3 separate regions of the Mus musculus genome follow, and regions 1 and 2 are each linked to region 3. Evidence: chromatin contacts called from ENCODE Hi-C or POLR2A ChIA-PET data. All regions are on one chromosome and are shown on one strand. Each heading gives the region's core, a stretch centred on a gene start or an enhancer-like site at or near the end of the contact. The rest is flanking DNA. Distances are from core to core; before and after follow the strand shown. Region 1 holds the start of Ap1g1 (adaptor protein complex AP-1, gamma 1 subunit). Region 2 holds the start of Ist1 (increased sodium tolerance 1 homolog (yeast)). Region 3 holds the start of Atxn1l (ataxin 1-like).

Region 1 (2,700 bases), core at 30-2,529, 41 kb after region 3:
TCAAAGTAATCTGCACTGTGCTAGCATTATGATGTTCTTCTAGTCTTAGGGTGTACCTAGGGCTGCCCTGTACAGATGCCCCGAAGAAAGGTAGGAGGATTTGAATTCCGTAAGCATTCTGCTCTATAAACCGGTAGGTATGGGTTGGAATATGTATATGGGGTGTGGTGAATTTTCTGTGTAAGATGACATCTTAAGGCAGACTCCATTGTGAGAGACAGTTGTAGTTTTTCTCAAGTCTTAAATCTCATTATTTGTAAACTTTGGTTACTTACTTTGACTCACGAGATTGCTTAGCGGGCTAGGTTGTACATACGATGGTACCTTATGATCAATATGACACCAATATTTAATAAATTTGATCGTGCCCTTGGTATCCTTTCTTTCCAGCCACTTGGCATGCTCCAGAAATTCAAGGTCAAAATTGTATGGCTAGACTTACTCAGCTCAACGTCTGTATTTTGAAATCCTTGCATGAAAAACGAATGTCTAAAAGATGCAACTTCCTGTTTATGACACTCAAATTTGAAACTCAGGATTTTTGCTTAGTTCCTGGTCTTTGGTATTCAGTGTAGTCTTGTGTTTTATTCACATCTGGGATACCTTTGTTGTCAATCTATCGGAAAGATTTTATTCTAGGTAGGTCACCTTTCCTTTAAATGGGCCAAGATATCAAGGATCTCTAGGTTCACATGGAAAAGACTTGGGTCACAAGTTAGTAATTATTTATCACGCCAGGAACTGTCTAGTTAGACTTTCTTTGCTTCAGGTCATTAGTTCATTCAATCATAGATGGAAAAGCTATTCTGGAAGAGTTTTAGCTGACATTTGTCCAGATTCTTTTTTCCCCTCACAGGAGGGGACTGGATCGTAGGTGAGATTGCCGCACAAGGCGGTGGTGCTGTGCTTGGAATCCATTCTTAGGTTTCATCTTTTTACCTGTTTTCGCAAAAAAAAAAAAAAAAAAAAAAAAAAAAAATTGAAGATACCATAAAACCCTAGAATCCAAAGCCACTTGGAGCATGTTTCTAATGTTGACCAGAAACCTCTGGCCAACGAGGACCACTTAGGAATCCTTTCGGACAAAACTGGTCACACCATGTCTATGCGCTTTCCCCTGCATCTCCTCTCCGCCTTCCCCAGCTCCCTCGCTGAGCTCCGCCCACCTCAGGTGACCCCCACCGTTTCCTGGCTGCACAGTTTTCCCCTCCCCCCAGAACGGAACCAAAGTGCGACGGCTCCAGGGCCGGGCCGGAGCGTGCTAGCTCAGACTCCTCGCAGCGGTGACTCGGCAGCGGCGTCGAGCGTCATCAGTGACAGCCCCGACCCTTGCTACGCTTTGAGTCGCTCTGCCCGGCGCAGTCGCCTCCTCCTCGGCAAATAGTCCTCGGCGGGGGCCGAGTCCTCGGGTCATCCGGGGTGGGAGACGGCACGGGCTGCAGTCGGAGGGACGCGGGGCGGCCGGCGAGAGGGAGCCGGGGAGCGGCGTCTCCCGGGGAAGCGCGAGGCGTGAGGTAGAGGCGCCCTCCTCGCCCGGGATCCCTCCGCCTGCAGTCGCGGTGCTGAGGCCGAGGGAGCCGCCATTTTGGATGTTCGGTTCCTGCTGCCACTGCCGCCGCCGCCCCCGAAGCTGCTGGTTTCCTTCGAGGTTTCGGGCCGGTGAGTGTCACTCGCGGCACCGAGGGCGGGTCGGCTCTTGGGCTCTGCCGCAGCCGCGAGCGTCTGGCCGGAAACCTCCTGTCAGTCCCAGGGGTCCGGGCTCAGCCTGTGGGGGGTGGGGGGTGAGGAGGACCCAGGTTTGGGTCAGGAGGGACCCGGGAGCCCCGGGCTTGCTTGGACTTCCTGAGGGCCGACCTCGGGAGCTTCAGAGCCGGAGCTGTCGTGCGCGGTCGCTTTCCTCTTCCCTTGGCGTGGTCTGGCCGCCGCAGGCCTCCTTGAACCCATTGACTTTCTCAGGCTGCGAGGCTCCTTTGAAAGCTCGCTCCGTTCGGGGAGCTTAGGATTTAGCGGGGCCGGGCCCCACCCCCGCGTGTCCTCTCGGAGCCACGTATCAGCGTTCTTGTGTTGGGGACTCGGGTCAGATCTGAGAACTCTGAGCATTTCCCACGCAGGGGCAATTCTGCCTGGTCCCTGCAGTGCCGTCCACTGAAAGCCGGACATCGGCCTCGCCTCCCTCTAACCTTCCAACTAACTTCTGGTCCAAACACTTTCGCTTTTTTTTTTTTCTTCTTCCTTCTTCTTCTTTCTCTTTTTCTTTTAAAGAACTCACCTGAGACCGCACTATTCACTCTCCTCTCCAACTCTCGGTTCTGCGGACGTCGGTTTCTAGTAATTCTCAGGCTCTTCCTCATTGCCTGGAACTGTCGGTTCTGCTTCCCAGTTAGGGCTTGGTGTCGGAGAGCCGTCGAACCACCCTAGGGTGTATTTCCGCAGCAAATGGGTTTAAAGCAGGCCAAGTGGCTTTGGGTGCGAAGGAGCTGTGAAAATAACTTTCTGCATTTCTTTCTGTTCTGAAAGCTGAGCTTTGGGGCACTTACTGATACTTTTTATTTATTTTTTTCTTTTAGCGTTATATTTGCTTGAGCATGGAAAGCTGCCCTTGGAGAATAATAATCTGACGTAGGTAGAAAGGAAGATAACTTTTTTGGTTCCTATAGGGATTAGTTAACAGAAGAGCGAGCTGAATGGTCTCTTAGTGAC
Region 2 (2,825 bases), core at 156-2,655, 44 kb before region 3:
CAGCTCCTAGCCTACCTGGTGCTTACTTGCAGAGGACCTGGGTTCAATTCTCAACACCCCCACGGTGGCTCACAACGGCCCAATAACTCTAGTTCCAGGGGATCTGAAACCCTCTTTGAACTCCACAGGCACCAAGCACACTCATGATGCAGATATGCCTGGGACCCTAGATAAAGGGTCTAGGCAAAACACCATACACATAAAATAAATATTTAAAGAAAAAAAAAAGGAAACCTCGTTATCAGTAATTTAAGGGTTCCACATGAAATAATTTTCATAGACTACACTTCGTTTTGGGAAGTGTTGGCACTTTAAACCACAAAAGGTTACATATAATTGGGACCTGATCCCGATTAGAGCCTAAATTAAGTGGATCAGAGTCTACTTAAGGACTCTAGAGGCTCGGGTCTTGTTAGAAACCAGAGGCACAAGAAGAAAAAGAGAAAGGCTACGAAAGTAATCAGGGGAAGAAAGCATTGTTTTTATCAAGTGAAAATGTTAAGAAGCCGCGTGACTTAAACACAAGGATGCGGTGAAGTTCCCCCACGAAGGTCAAAAAACCTTGAAGGGTGTGAGATGTTAACAAATGTACCGACTAATATTTTACTAAGCTGGAAAAAGACATGCATATGGAAATGGAAAAGTCTGACTGAAACAATGAAACACAGGTTGATTGTTTGATGGAGGGATTATACTGTTTTGTTCTCGTAAGAACAAAAAAACAAAAACAAAAACAAAAACAAACAAAACCAGAACAAACACCAAGAAGGCACAACAAAAGAAATGACAGTCTCCTCCCGGGAGCCATTCAACAACAACAGACTGTACACAATAAGCCCCCGTAGCCTCCCCCTGACATCAGTCGGCCGCAGCCCTGGTCCGGTCCGCATCCTAGCTCAAGTTCAAGGTCCTGAGGGCCACGCCTGACCCCAGGACCCGGAAGAGGAGCGCTCCCTCGGGCTCTCCTGGTCTGACTCACCCCGCAGCAACCGCGGCGGTGGGGACAAGGCCTCCCTCAGGGTCCCGACCCGACCGCACTGCAGAGGGGTGTCTCCTCAGTGCCCGGCTCATGCCGGGGGCAACAGCGACGCCAGCACCTGTCTAGGCGGTCCCACCTCCTCCCACGGCCGGAGCCCGACCTCAGGCCTGACCCCGACTGCCAGGGCTTCCCCCGCTGACACGGCGCGGACGGCTTGTCCTCACGGTCCTACAGACTAACGCTGGGGTTCCGTAAAAGCGGGACGTAGATGGAAGAGGGAGACAAAGATGCTTAGGTCTAAGGAGGGCACGCTCACCTGGAGGGATCCGGACGTGAAAACGGAAGAAGCCGACTTCCGAGGAGCCGCTCGGCATCCAAAATGGCGACTCCCTCGACCTCCCCACCGCGGACTCGAGCGGAGGAATCCAAGGGGGCGGTGTTAGCCACGCCCTACCTAGCAGGGATTGGCTGCGCACACAACAAGGGGCGGAGCGAGGGACTATTTCCCACGGCGGAGGCGTGGGACCTGACTTGTGACACTTAACGTCACGCAGTGGGTTGAGTCATTTGCTAAGGGCGCGCCTTGCAATTTGCCCCGGGCGCGGCGGGGCGGGTGGAGGCTTCTCCTGGATTCTGTGCCCGGTACCCTTGTTCCAGATTCTTCCAGCCCCTGGAAAAACCGGCTGCAGACTGTCTCGCAAACGCCCGCGGATCCGAGCGGAGTCTGGCTTCCCCACTTAGCTCACCGGTCGGTCGGTCGGTCGGTCGGTCGGTCCTGGGACTCCGACCTCGGAGGGATGGTTGGGCGAGATTCAGCGCTGTGGAGCCGACTTTCCTCCACCGCCTCTCTTTCCACCGACACTGTCCGCCCCGCACCTTCACTAATGTACTCTGCACAGCCTCCACTCTCGCTCTTATTTTGTATCTGTATTCAGAGGCTTTTCTGGGCTTGAAAGCGAGAAAGAGCCTTCCTGTTCTCTGGCTCTTGGCCCTGCTATGAGGCCACAGCTATCAAGACCAAAACTGTGGCTTGTCTTGGGTCAGTGGTAAAACGAGGACTGCAGGTTACTTTGGGAGGATAATATGAATTGAAAATAACTGGCTTGTAACCATGTGCCGCTGTTCAAAGCTCCAGGATACTAGGACCTTAGAATTACACAATATTTGGTTCCCATAAAATGTTCAGATCGTTCCCCCAGCAAAATATTTGCATAGAAAAATTGTAGTTCTGCAATGAGATCATGACATTTGTGGCTAACACTTTCTACACACACAGTCCCAACAACAAAGTACAATGATAGAAAAATTTCCCCTGAAGCACAAATTAGTTTATTGGGCTCATTTACAGACCATAGGTGACAAGTCACTTAACAAGCAAGTGAGTAATCACTCTCCTTCAAATAAGCTTGCACTGGAAAGTATCCAGTAGAAATGAAGGCTTCCTGGCATGGATGGAGCCCACTTCCCTACTGCTCTCCAGCCCACACTCTAGCCCCTCCCCAGGCTACACGTAATTAGGGCGGAAGTACGTTCAACAGCTGGTATCGATTGCAGGCATACCCAGGTGAGGGTTCCAAGACCCTCTTGGCCCCTCCTTCAAATATGATGATCTTTGGGCACAGCTACATTCCTGAAGATGGCTGTTGTTTGGCTCCGATGATAGAAAAGTATCGCAGCACTTAAGGGGCAGGTTGTTCATATTTAAAGTGCCTAGGGACAACCCAACCGAAGGTGCGAATGTGTGTGGACATTGTTTAGATACAGTTTCAAACTAACCAATCCTTTTTTTTTTTCAGATGAATGTCATTAGATAATAAAGGCATACATATCAGATATTGTTATTTTG
Region 3 (2,747 bases), core at 79-2,578:
CACCAACTACATTCGATTATTTAGCAAGTCAGAAGTCAGCCTGAGCTCCATAAGACCCTCTCAAAAGAAAACAACCAAAACCAAAACCGGGGCCAACGAAGTCCTAACAACTGGATTAGCAGTATTGACTAGTACCGAGGAACCTGTTCTGTCAAAGTCAGAATATTGCAAGCTCGATCCAACTGAAGGCAACGTTTACTTAAGATAGGCATGGTTCAAGGGTACACGAAAGATGGAAATGTGGAAAAACAGATTCCTAATGCCACAAATAAATCACCAAGTGGGTACAAGTCACGCACTCATTCTTCATCAAACGTTTAATTGAAAGCACTCAGCTTTCTTTCATTTTCTTAATCCCCCAAAATGATGCTTGCCCTCTGTAGCTAAAAAAAAAAAAAAAGCTAAGGAAAATCCGTCTATGGGTCACCGAGGAGTTAGCAAACACAAAATAATGAAAGGACGGAAAGAGGCAAAAAGAAAGCTCAGCCTGCCCACCAGGTTCCCACAAGGCAAAACACTTCAAAATCTGAAACCGGGTGTGGGTGTAGGGTGCAGCTTTGGAGAATTTCTCATGGGAAATGACACAACTTGTGGCCCTGAGCTAAGGGGCAACGGAACTATTCCAGAGACCTGCCAACCTAGCCGAGAAGGCAGCTCCTCTTCATGCAGGGAATGGAATCAAGAGACTGCACACCGAGGGGGACCCAAATTCACTGAGGGAGAGGTGCGCCCCACAAAAAGGGAGCAGCAAAAAGGGAGAGACACCAGGGATGATGGCTTTTGATGATCCTTGTTCCGACAGGGGTACAGGCCTGAACTGGGGGAGTCTACGTTTAGGGTTAGTCGGGGTAGGGGGTCGGACGTGGAGGTGAGGCCAGGCCCCGCTGGCGACGCTTCCTTGTTTGGGGCCCCTTCCCGCCCTGAGAACTCGGACATCCTGACCCGCGGGGACAACCCCGTCGGGGCATCAGGGCCTGAGGCCGCCTTCTGGGCCAGGCGGGAAAGCAGCATCTAGAGGGGCTAGGCACGGCCTCTTTCGCTCGCTCTGCCCGCTGTTTAGGGGGCCCGCGGCCGGGGTGAGGCAACGGGCTTCTAGGGGGGCCCTTCCACTAGAGCTCCGAACCCAGGCCTGCTTGGCCTCAGGCCATCCCAGCGGCCACCGCTCCAGGCGACACTCACCGGCCCATCTCACGGAGCTCCCAGGACTCCTCCCGCTCGTCCCGGAGCCGCCGCCACCGCGGCCGCCGCCATCCCCGGCCCCGGAGCCGCCCCACACCCAGCGGGCACCCCCCCAAGCCGGGCGCCCGGAGATGGCGTTGAGCGCATCCCGCCCCCCCCCCGACGCGGAGAGATGACGTCACCCTGGCCTGGGAGCGCCGCCTACTTACACAGGAGGAAACTGGCCGCCTGCCCATCGTACCCAGCGCCCCCCTTTGGTGGGAAAATGAACGCCTGTCCCACTGAATGGGTCCAGGGAGTAGGTGATGTTTCCTTAAAAAGCTCCCAGACCTGGATTCCCTGGAGAAGTTTTCACAAGCTGTCACTAGAAGTCCAGATAGTGGAGATCCCTGGGGCCTTGTTTATGATGCCCCAGAATTTACTGGAGTAGAAAGATGGAAGGGTCATTGTAGGGTCAGGGTGAGAGAGAGCTGGGCCCAGACCTTTTCAAGGGTCAAGAGCCTTGTAAAGTTAGAAATAGCCTGAGGCAGCCAAAAAAAAAAAAAAAAAAAAAAAAAAGTGTGCCTGTGCAGGACCTAGAAAAAGATGAAAAAGTACTGAAGACCTGGGAGTGGGTGAGCAATAAGGACGGGATTCTTACTACAGTGGAAAGCAGGTTGGCTTAGTGAATACAGGGCTTGGCTACTGGTTTGGAATATTGTCACCCATATAATGCCAGTTCATACTAAATACTTGAATGAAAGTTTGATTGGCTTAAGCAGACACAAAAATGAATGGCTGATTTAGGTTGCTGATTGGAGGGGGAGGATTTTTTTTTTCTTATTTGTTCATTTGTTTTTGAGACAGGGTCACAAGTAGCTCAGAGTGGTTTTGAACTCACTGTGTAGTTTAGGGTGAACTTGAACTCTTAACCGTCCTGCCTCTATCTCTCAAGTTGATGGTATCACTGGTGCATTCGTTTCTTTTCTGTTGCTGGGATAAGACACAATCAAGGCAACTGCCAGAAGGATTTGAGTTTGTGGTTCCATTTGAGAGGGTTAGGAGTCCATTGTGGTGGGAAAGCTTGGCAGGGAGCAGCAGCCATAGAGGCTGGAGCAGAGAGGAGGGGGTCACATCTAGAACTTAGAAGCACAAAGCAGAGAGACTGAACCTGGAATTGCCTGTGGCTCTGAGCCTCAAAGCCAGGTCCCTAGTGACATAGGGACTCTAACAAGGCCATACATACCTTAATAGTGCCACTAACTGGCCACCAAGAGTTAAACATCTAAGCCTATATCGAAGTTTCTCATTCAAACCACCACAGCAGGCAAGCCCCACATTTGGCCAATAGTTGGTCTTGTGTTCAGATTACATTTATACAGAAAAAGTGATTATGCGTGTTTTATATAAAAGAGAGAGAGAGAGAGAGAGAGAGAAAACAGAAGTGTTGGGAGCCGCGCCCACATTCGCCGTTACAAGATGGCGCTGACAGCTGTGTTCTAAGTGGTAAACAAATAATCTGCGCATGTGCCAAGGGTATCTTATGACTACTTGTGCTCTGCCTTCCCCGTGACGTCAACTCGGCCGAT

What was found. A loop is a pair of places that touch in the nucleus more often than their neighbours do. ChIA-PET counts read pairs that join two places held with the same protein, here RNA polymerase II (POLR2A).
Region 1: a loop to region 3 is called in a map of T-helper 17 cell, with 2.2 times the contacts of the local background. The contact joins the promoter of Ap1g1 here to the promoter of Atxn1l in region 3. A Hi-C loop is called at or near these places in 3 of 37 maps with a recorded cell type or tissue (T-helper 17 cell, T-helper 2 cell and regulatory T cell). POLR2A ChIA-PET finds 5 or more read pairs at or near these places in 4 of 5 experiments (Patski and embryonic stem cell).
Region 2: a map of T-helper 2 cell shows a loop between it and region 3 (2.6-fold over the local background). The contact joins the promoter of Ist1 here to the promoter of Atxn1l in region 3. A Hi-C loop is called at or near these places in 1 of 37 maps with a recorded cell type or tissue (T-helper 2 cell). POLR2A ChIA-PET finds 5 or more read pairs at or near these places in 4 of 5 experiments (Patski and embryonic stem cell).

Annotation. Positions count from the first base shown.
Region 1 is chr8:109,777,304-109,780,003 of GRCm38, forward strand. It overlaps Ap1g1 (adaptor protein complex AP-1, gamma 1 subunit), which reads left to right and starts at 1,280. Exons shown (of 24, transcript NM_009677.6): 1 at 1,280-1,659.
Region 2 is chr8:109,691,889-109,694,713 of GRCm38, forward strand. It overlaps Ist1 (increased sodium tolerance 1 homolog (yeast)), which reads right to left and starts at 1,406. Exons shown (of 10, transcript NM_028018.2): 1 at 1,296-1,406.
Region 3 is chr8:109,736,452-109,739,198 of GRCm38, forward strand. It overlaps Atxn1l (ataxin 1-like), which reads right to left and starts at 1,329. Exons shown (of 4, transcript NM_001080930.2): 1 at 1,180-1,329.